Linked DNA regions of Homo sapiens: region 1 is linked to region 2. A link is a loop called in an ENCODE intact Hi-C map of the cell type or tissue named here. Cell type or tissue: heart right ventricle. All regions are shown on one strand. Each heading gives the region's core, and the rest is flanking DNA. Links, peaks and the distances in the headings are about the cores only.

Region 1 (5,378 bases), core at 81-5,080, 62 kb after region 2:
ACTGAGGGGTTGGCTGCCAGATGTGGGGAACAGAGACAACTGGCTGATACACAGGCAAAACCTTGCCCCACCAGCAAAAAGATCTTATTCCCTTAGCTAACAAGTCACCATAATTTGTTTAAGATGCTGCAAGAAAAACAGACTGGATGGATGTACACTTAAAAAACTCACAGTGGCTAGGTTAAGCTGGTAAGATTTAAAACACTTTCTTTTCCCATCCCTATTCTACAATTCGCCCATTTGCTTCTCCATCTCTGCCCCAGTGTAACTCCCACACACCCTTCAGAAAACAACTCAAATAGCACCTCCTCAGGGAAGCCCCACGCTGATCTGCCAGACTAGGCCAGTTCCCTGTTACAGCCTCCCATAGAACTTAACCCTCTTTGCCGTTATATTTATGTGTGTACAGTTGTTTGTTTAATGTGTCCCATTAGATCCCCAGAGCCCAGCACAGTGCTTGAAGCCTAGAATACTCTAAATAAATAATTTGTTGAAAATAAATTCCAGGCTGGGCACAGTGGCTCACCAGCCTGAGCAACATAGGAAGACTCCATCTCTACAAAAAAATAAAATTTAGCCAGGCATGGTGGCACGCTCCTGTAGTCTCAGCTACTAAGGAGGGTGAGGTGGGAGAACTACTTGAACCCAGGAGGTTGAGGCCATAGTGAGCCATGATCATGCCACTGCACTCTAGCCTGGGCGACAGATGAGATCCTGTCAAAAAAAAAAAAAGGAAAAGAAAAGAAAAAAAGCAATGAAAATGAATTCCAAGTGTTTGGGAAAGTGATTTCACTCTTTGTATATTGAAAAGTAAATAGGAAATTAGGAGGAGACGGAGAGTAATAAAACTATATCCATGCTTGTCCCGGGCAACATTACATAGCTCTTAACTATCAAAGACATATGGCAGTGTGTCATGTGGTTTTACTTTTTTTATTGGAGAGACGTTGGGGGGATGGTGGGGGAAGGTGTGCAGCAGAATCCTCCTCAAACCCTACGCCCCACCCTCCAGCCCTATGCAGAGCCTCCCTCTGCTTCCCACAGGCCCAGCCCCTCCTTGCTGACAGGGGCCAAGTCCCAAGGATCCCCAGGTGACTCGATTCCTATTTCCCAGCAGAAGGAGTCAAGGCACCTATGGTGGAGACCACAGGACCCAACTATTATTGAGGACACATCCAACCACCATGACCACATGCTCAGAATCTGCACATGTGAAATAGCAGAGCTGGAGTGTTTTTAGAGGCCATGTCTAGTCCAACACCCTTCCATCCACTTTATAGACAGGGACACTGAGTCCCAGATATGGAAAGGGGCTTATCCAAAGGCACACTTCTATGCAAGGATTTAACTGGACAGGTGTCCCTGCATGTGAATGCCCAATCTTCTAACAGCCTAACTCAGAGAAAGAAGGCACTGTGTCAAATGTATTGAGTAGTTGATGGGGCATCGCCCGGATAAGCTCCTCACCCCTGGACCGAGGTGTTCATTCCCACAGCTGACATAAGTGTTGCCTGTGACAACTCACAACTGAGTCCCTCTCGGGAAACTGCCTTCAGCCAAAGACAGTTGCCTCACCCAAGGTTATGCCTGGATTCCAGGGGCAGCCCACAAGCAATGACTGGTCACTGCAGGGATACAAAACCCCATAAGATCCCCTGGATCCGCTGAGGCCAGTGTTGCAACTGCATCACAGCCCAACTTCTCCATCTGTCTGGTTCTGTCTCCCTCACCCCACGCTGGTGTTGTTCCCAGAGCACACACCAATGAACTTCCTATGCGCAAATCTCTGTCTCACCATCTGTTACCAGGGAAACCCAACCAAAGGCAGTGCAGCCAGGGTAGGAAGTGGTAAGACCTCCCTGTGAATCAGAGTGAATAAAATGGTTTCACCAAACACGGAGCACCTAGTAAACACCAGGTCAAGTCCCACCCTCGAAGATCCCCAGTGGAAGTAAATGCATCCATGTCATCTGCCTCCAAAGGGAGGCCGCCTGAATGCTCACCCTACTTTCTGCTATACGAAGAGCCAGGGCTACTTTGGGCCCTCAAGCACTCTTTTCTTCATCCTCAAGCCTGTATATCTATGATGGTTGCTGTGAGAGAAGAGGGGAGCAGCCTGCTTAGGAGAGCTGACATATCCTCTGAATACGTACATGCCATTTGGGTCATTTCACACACTTTATCTTAGTTATTGTTTCTGCCGTCCTCTGAGGTAAGAATTTATGACCACCGTTTTGCAAAGGAGGAAAGTGAGCCTTTGAATGCCTTTTCCAAGATCAAGGAGCCTGTTACCCTCAGAGCCAAGATTCCATCCCAGGTGGCCACGCCCCATGGCCCAGGTTCTTATTCCCTACACCCCACTGCCTTTCTTCAGACTTCAGCGGATGCCTTAATGCAACCTAAGCAAGTAGATGCCAGGGTTCTAGCCATATCTTTCTGTAGCTAGAAAAGTCAGAATATGCCTTTGACTTGCTTACTTCTCCTTTTTAAGGAAAACCATGTGTTTACTCTCTTATGCCAAAGTTGCAACAGAGCTGAAGTTTCGCCAGTGTTAACTTTAAAAGTTGGGCAGAAGGGTTAAAACGTTCTGCCCTGATGCCTGTTTATGTTTCCAGAGCAAAAGAAGAAGATTTTAATAAGAAATGCTCTCATCTGTTGGGCTGTACCTGCAGGAAGGTAGGGGATCTGGATGGAGGCCCCTCCCAGTTCTCAGATCTGCTCCAGAGACCAGCACTCCGTTCACTTCTCCCGGAGCTGAGCAGCTCCCTCTTCTGTTCTGCTTCTGCTGAAACTGGAGCGGAACTGGTGGGGACCCTGACAGCTAGCGTTTTAGACACTGATGCCTCTGCCCCTTGAAGAGGAAGCCGGGGCACATGGAAAACCATTGCCCTGGCCAGGGTTCACTCTCCTCCCCTGTGGGGGTCCTGCAATTGCCCTTCCCGAACTCTCTGCCAAGCACTTGGTGAGCACTCAGCCAGCCTCTGCAAAGACAGGCATTGTGTCCTATTGTAGCACACGTGTGCACACACTTACACGTGTGCACACACACTCACACGTGTGCACACACACACTCACTCATATACTACACAGTGGGACCAAAACCATGCTTCCATTCCCCTGGGAGGATGTCAGGAAGGGTCCACCCCTCCATTCCAACCTCCCCTGAGTCCCCTGGGATAGGAGAAGGAGCTCCACTCACCGTTCTGCCTTCTCGGGAAGACTCTCTTCTGCAAACTCATTGCACAGGGTTTGAGGGAGGGAGAGAGAGCTGTGAAAAGTTCCTCCAAACCAGGATCAGGGGTCCATGGGAGGATCGATGGCAGCTTCTCGGCTGGGAGTATTTGAATATGAGTTAAAACTACAAAGTAACTCCTCGTTAGAACTGTTTTTTCCTCGGCAGGGAGGGAGAAAAAAAAAATCCCTTTCCCTCTGCCAGAAAATCTTTAACGTTTCACAACGGTCGCTTCCAACTCCTGCCCTCCTTGAGAAGCAAATGTGTATAAAGGCAATGTTATTTCACTGAATCAAGCCCTCAGAGCATAAGCCTTTTCCTGTACCACAAACAGAAATGTAAAACCTCAAACTTTCCTTTGGACTTGGAGTCTGTTGTGAGAGGGCAGAACACAACCCTTTCTGAGGTCTAATGTATGGAAAATGTGCCGCACTGTTTAGATCATCGCAAGCACTTGAATCTCTGCCCCCCTCTTCTACTTTTTTTTTTTAATGAGTTCTGGTGTGTTTATGTAATTGCATGGGACAAACACTACACCTAAAATCCTTGCCCAAAGTTGAAGTGATTCATTTTCTCCTTCACACACACCACACACAAACACAGCGCCTGTTTAATCCAAGTGAAAACGCCTTTCATAAAATCTGCAAAGAGCTTGGGCAGAGAGACCCATGGTGAATGCAGCCTGTGTCCTGAGAAGGGCAACTGGGCTCGGGGGAAGGTGGAGGCTGACTTTAATCAAGACAAACAGAAGGCGCTCTGACTCCTGCCATGCCGGGACAAAAAAGGGATAAATGAAAAAGGGGCTTGGGCTCCGGGTAATGGTGCTATAAAACATTTTCAGCCTACTCTACCCAATTTCCTCCGCTTGCCTTCTCATACCAGGACATTTTATTTTTGGACTTGGACAAGATGTACTATTATTTAAAATGACCAATTTGACTGCTGGGTTAAATAAATCCTTGGATCACCATTGGAAAGACCAAAAGAATATACAGTGAGTGGGCAAACAAAACTGAAAACTGAGAAAGTAATATCCACCCCTCTGGTGGAAGAGTGTGATGATTTTCTGGACATAGCAATGTGAGACTGAATGGGAGGGAAAACCTGCTCTGTTTGATAGAGAGAAAAACTTACCAGGAAAGCAAGTGAGACAGATCCTGGTCTAGTCCCTGAGTTATCTGTCACCAGCCAAGGGCCCCAGGTCTTTCTGGGATGGGCCCCCTGCCGTGGTGCCTCTGGCCTCAATATCACTGCTACCACTCAGGGCTCCAAAGAGTCGTGGCCACTGGCATCACCATCACTCTGCTCAATCCACTGCCAAGACACTGTGACTCTCGTACTCCCTCTGCACCCCTCACCCCCATGCAAATATACTTTAGATAATCATTTCTCAAGGCAGTGCTACAGGTTGCCAGAGAAACTCTGCTATCAGCACCTGGAGTCAGAACAGCTCCCTGAGAGCCATCATCACCCCTGGGTGAGGGTGGGGACCCTACACTGGCACTTCCTGACCCTTCCTTACTCTGATTATTGAATGAACTGCCTAGGCTCTGAAACTGCAGGATGCTGCAGCTGTGCCAGGAGCACTGTGAGGGCCAGAAACTGGCCTTGCATTTTAGTCGTACCCAATGGCAGCAACAATAAGCAATAGGCTAGATAAATTCTGGGAGTACTCTGCAGATATTAAGATGATGTGAGGCCAGACACCGTGGCTCACACCTGTAATCTCAGCACTTTGGGAGGCCAAGGTGGGTGGATCACCTGGGGTCAGGAGTTCAAGACCAGCCTGGCCAACATGGCGAAACCCCATTTCTACTAAAAATACAAAAATTAGCCAGGTGTGGTGGCATGTGCCTGTAATCCCAGCTACTCGGGAGGCTGAGGCAGGAGAATTGCTTGAATCCAGGAGGTGGACATTGCAGTGAGCCAAGATCGTGCCACTGCACTCCAGCCTGGGTGACAAAGTGAGACTTTGTCTCAAAAAAAAAAAAAAAAGAAAGACAGAAAAGAAAAGAAATTAAGATGATGTGATAAAATAAGATGTATTGCCATAGAAAGATGTCTGCATTATATTATTAAGTGAATAAAACCGCTTACAAAAAAACATGGTGTAAATACGATCCACATACATGAAACAAGATCAGAT
Region 2 (5,378 bases), core at 208-5,207:
CCGACTCCTTAAGAAACTGATAGATCAAGCAGACAAAAAGCAGTAAGGTTAATAGCTATATACAATGTCTCTTTAAACATAAACAAAATATGAAAATAATCTTATACGGGGTCATCAAATAATTCTCAACAATTCTGAATAACTGGAATGACCCACTCCATGCTTTCTGACAACACCACAATTAATTATAAGGCACTTAAAAATGTTAACTGGGGAGAGAGAAAACAGATGAGTTGCTGCTAGAGGTTAAGGATGGTGGGAAGAGGGGTGGGGTGTGATTCTGAAGGGTGGCATTAGGGAGATCTTAGTGGCGAGGGAGCACTTTGGTATCTTCGCTGAAGTAGAGGTTACAAGTGATAAAATAGCATAGAACTACACACACACCATAGCAATGTCAAATTTGTGGTTTTGATGTTTTACTATAGTTATGTAAGAGGGAACCAATGGGGAAAACTGGGTGAAGGGTACATGAGATTTCTCTGTACTATCTTTGCAACTTCTTGTGAATATGTAGTTACTCGAAAAGAAAAAGGTTTTGATTTTTGTCTTCGAGGTAACTGGAAAATAACTACATATTTGAAAATCAAGAAACATACCTCCAAATAACTCATGGGTCAAAGAAGAAATCATACTGGAAATTTAAAGGCATTTAGAACTGAATGATAATAAAATTTTACATATTAAATCTTGTGGAATGCAGCTAAAGATAAAACAGTGCTTACAGGAAAAGTTATCTCAAGTGCTTATATTAAAAAGGAAGAAAAGCTGAAAATAATGGGCTAATCATCAAAGAAAGTAGAGAAAACGATAAAGATATGGACAAAATTTATTAAATAAAAATACACGTATAATAGGGGAGTTGACAAAATTATAAGCTGGTTCTGTGAAAAGATTTTAAAATACTGATGACGCTCCAGCAAGGTCACTCAAGATCAAAAAAAAAAAAAAAAAAAAGGAAAAGAAAAGAAAGAAAACACAAATAAAATGAGGGTTGAAAGGGGACACAATTACAAATACAGTAAAGATTAAAAGATGACAAGAAGATATTACAAATAACTGTATAGCATAAATTTGAACAACTAGATTAAATGAGAAAGTTCTGAGGAAAATAAACTGTATCAAAATCAACTCAAGAAAGACAAGGAAACTTTTAGGGGCCTGTAAAAATTAAAGAAACAGAGTGGTTTTAACTCTTTCCACAAAGAAAACACTGGTACCAGATGGTTTTAAACAGTAAGTTCTATAAATCATTGAAGAAATAAATAATTCCAAACCTAGAATACGAATTCCAGAATGTAGATAATGAGAAACCACACCTCACATTTTAGAAGGGTGGCAAACTTAGTTACCTGGCAAGTAAAAAGAAAACATTGATATCAGTAAAAGAGATGAGCATGGTATCAGTGTGAGGTCAGTGTAACCTTGGAACCAGTACAGGAGAAAAATTCCAAGGCCATCACACTCATGAATATAAAAATTACAAATAAAATCATAGTCGACTGAATCCAGGGATTCAAAGATTTGTTGAACACTGGAAAATAAATGAAATCATTTACCACTTTAACAGATTAAGAAGAAAAATTATCTTAAAAGATCACAAAGTGTATGTATTCATTTTATACGCTATCTGAAAAAGGCAGAAAAAGAAAGAGAGAATAGAAAAGTAAGTGGTTGCCAGGGGTTAGGGGTGGGGAGATGGTTGGAGGACAAAAGGGCAGCCTAAGGGAACTTTCGAAGGTGACAGAACCAACTCTTCAGTATCCTGATTGTGGTGGTGGTTCCACGACCCTGCATATGTTAAAATTCATAAAACTCTCGCATTTTAGAAGGGTGGCAAACTTCTTTGCGGAAAGAGTTAAAACCACTCTGTTTCTTTAATTTTTACAGGCTTGTAAAAAATTAAAAGAAAGGTGGTTTGAAGAAACAAAACCATTATTATTCATAGATGATATGATTATGTAGAAAATAAAATCTATAGATAAAAGATTTGCAAAGAGCCTGAAGATGCTGAATATAACAACAATGAACAAAAATAAATTGCAGTTCCACTCTGGGAAGATGGAGTAGACAGACTTTTCCCTATTTCTCCCAGTAAGTACAACTAAAAACTCTAGATATTTGATGTTAAACAAACATAAGAAGACTCTGAAAGGTAGCAAGAAGACAGATCAGATAGGAACCTTGGTACCCAAGGAATGACAAGATGACTTCTCTAGGAATTCTTTTGCCTCATGTATTCCAGAATTGCAGCTGGCAATCTGGAATTGCCAGTAGGTACAGGCAAAAAAAAAAAAAAAAAAAAAAAAGCCAAAACAAAAGTCTGATCTCTCTAGCCAAAAGACCATGAAGGGACTGTTCAGCGAGACAGAAAACATTAGACAATAACTGCTCCACTCCACCAAAGAAAAATGGGGCCCTGTCCCACCCATGCCAGCAGTGGCTAGACTTCCATCTTTCCCAGGTAGTAACAACTTACTCCAACCCGGCCGTTGGGGTACTGTCAGAGAAGGCTGAGTAGAGCGATGGGACTTTCATCCTGCCATACGGCAAAAAGCCCTTTTCACCCACAGCCTTAGTGTAAAACATCTGGAGAACTGTAAATCACATCTCTATACAACATTAATGAGAAGTCCCTCACCTTGGGTGTCAACAAAGACCGAATGGGGAAGCTGGACTTCTACCTTTACCTGGCAGTAACAAATGGTGGCCCCTTCCCCACACTCGCAAGAATAATGTCAAAGGCAGCTAAAATGGAAGGTTTGAATAAGATCCAGGGCCTCATAACAATTTTTAAAAGTCCAGGATTCAATTGAAAATTACTAATCATACCAAACCCCAGAAATATTTTGAACAGGATAGAAGAAAAACCATCAATAGATGCCAACACTGAGATGATAGAAAATATAGAAATATTTGACAAAGATTTTAAGGCAGCTGTCATAAAATGTTTTAAATAAGCAATTGCAAACATGCTCAAAACAATGAAAAAGAAAGTTTCAACAAATAAATAGAAGATATGAAGAATCAAGTGGAAACCTTATCACTAAAAAATATAATTATCAAAATAAACTAAAGGAATGAACTCAGGGGACAGAGGAAAGAATCAATTAATCAGAATACGGAATAACAGAAATTACTCAATCTGAACAAGACAGAGAAAAATAGACTGGGAAAAAAATGAACCAAGCCTCAGGGATCTGTGATACTATAACAAAAGAGCTAACATTTGTGTCATAGGGTTGTGGAAGGAGAGAGAAAGAGAATGGGATTCATAAATAATGGCTGAGCACTTCACAAATTTAGGAAAAGAGATGAAATTACAGATTCAAGAAGCTTAGAGAATTCCAAACAATAAATCCAAAGAAACATACATAAAAGCCCATTATAATTTAACTTTAAAAACTAGACACATAAAATTATCTTAAAAACAAGCTGAAAGAAATAACACATTAATTATAAAGGAAACTCAATTCAGATGACAGTAGATTTCTTATCTGAAAGAGGACAGAAGGATGTGGTATATTTTTAAGTAATGGAAGAAAAAAATTGTCAGCCTAAGGTCCTTTATGTAGCAAAAAATATTTTTTTCTGAAATGAAAGAGAAATTAAGAGATTCTGAGATGAAGGAAAATGAATAGAATTTGTCACCACCAGAACTATCCCAAAAAAACAGCTAAAGCACATTCACGAAACAGAAGGAAAACAAACAAACAAACAAAAAGAATCTTAAAACGTCAGGAAGGAAAAACACATGGCAAACAAAATATGAGTAAATACAATAGACTTTTCTTCTCTTGAGTTTTCTAAGTTGTATTTGATGGTTGAAGCAAAAAATGTTAACACTGTGATGTGGTTTTAAGTGTATGTAAAGGAAATATTTTAAGACAATTATAGCATAAACGAGGTAGGTAAAGGGAAATAAGTTTGCTACACTTCACTTGAATTGGTAAAATGATCACTAGTAGACTATAATGAGTTATGTCTATATAATGTAAAGCCCACAACAACAACTAAAAAAGCTATACAAGATTTTTTATAGAGACAATCAATGAAACAAACCTCTAGCAAGACTGCAACATTAAAACAATAAAAAATAGAAGACACAAATTACTAATATCAGAAATAAAAGAGAAGCTATCACTACAAACCCTGAAGACTTCTGAAGGATAATAATGAAATGCTACAAACCACTCTACACACATAAATGTACTAAATGAAATGTACCAATTCCTCAAAAAGCACAAACTACCACAACTCTACAAATATGAAAAACATAATTTGAATAGTTCTATAACTATTAAGAACATTGAATTTGTAATTTCAAAACTTCCAAATGATAAACCTCTAGGGTCAGATGGCTTTACTGAAGAATTCTATCAAACATTTAAAGAATTAACATAAATTGTACACAGTCTTTTCCAGAAAATGGCAGAAAATACATCCCAATTCATCTTATTAAGCTAATATTATCTTGGTACCAAAACCAGACAAAGATTTACAAAAAAAGAAAACTACAAGCCAATAGTCTTCATAAATATAGATGCATGGCCAGACATGGTGGCTCATGCCTATAACAACAGCACTTTGGGAGACTGAGGCAGGTGGATTGCTTGAGCTCAGGAGTTTGAAACCAGACTGGGCAACATGGCAAAATTCTCTCTCTACAAAAAAAACTAAGAAAATAAAAATTAGCCAGGCATGGTGGCACATGCCTATGGTCCCAGCCATTTGAGAGGCTGAGGTGGGAGGATTTCTTGAGCCTGAGAGGTGAAGACTGCAGTGAGCCATGATTGTGCCACTGCACTCCAGCCTGGGTGACAGAGCAAGACCTTGCCTCAAAAAAAAAAAAAAAAAAAAAAAAAAAAAATATATATATATATATATATACTTATATAGCTAATATATAAGCAAAATGTTAGCAAATTGAATTCATCAATATATGAAAAGAATTATACATGATGACCAAGTGGAATTATTCTTGGAATGCAAGGATGGCTCAATATTCAAGAATCAATTGATGTTATTCACTCTATTAATAGGCTAAACAAGAAGAATCACATGATCATATCAATGAATGCAAAAAAATTTTTTGACCAAATTAAGTACCCAATCATGATTAAAAGCTGTCAGTACACTAGGACTAGAGGAGAATATCTTCAACCTCATAAAGAACATCTGCAAAAAACCTGTGGCTAAAACCATAATTAATAATGAAAACTAAACGTTTTCACCAAGACTGGGGACAAAGAAAGAATGCCCAATCTCAACACTCTCATTCAACATACTACTGGAAGTTCTACTTACTACAATAAGGAAACAAAAGAAAATAAAAAGCATAAAGATCAGAAAGGAAGAAATAAAACTGTCCTTGTTTGTTG

The links. Peaks named below come from ENCODE experiments on the same cell type or tissue, not always from the same donor. Only the 100,000 strongest peaks of a DNase experiment are listed, where the experiment ranks them.
Region 1: it touches region 2 in a loop (2.1-fold over the local background); 7 of 110 quality-filtered maps call a loop at or near these places.

What each region holds. Positions count from the first base shown.
Region 1 is chr15:81,180,718-81,186,095 of GRCh38, reverse strand. It overlaps a transcript of IL16 not described here. Among named protein-coding and RNA genes, the nearest start is that of IL16, 13 kb to the left of the region's middle. In heart right ventricle, for the core only: a CTCF peak has its summit at 2,771 (motif pointing left); DNase peaks (open chromatin) are centred at 1,795, 2,305 and 2,795; H3K4me3 peaks cover 1,734 bases; H3K27ac peaks cover 3,612 bases; H3K27me3 peaks cover 1,475 bases.
Region 2 is chr15:81,242,653-81,248,030 of GRCh38, reverse strand. The region is part of intron 2 of IL16 (interleukin 16); the gene reads right to left. Among named protein-coding and RNA genes, the nearest start is that of IL16, 48 kb to the right of the region's middle. In heart right ventricle, for the core only: no CTCF peak of the experiment used is centred there; no DNase peak of the experiment used is centred there.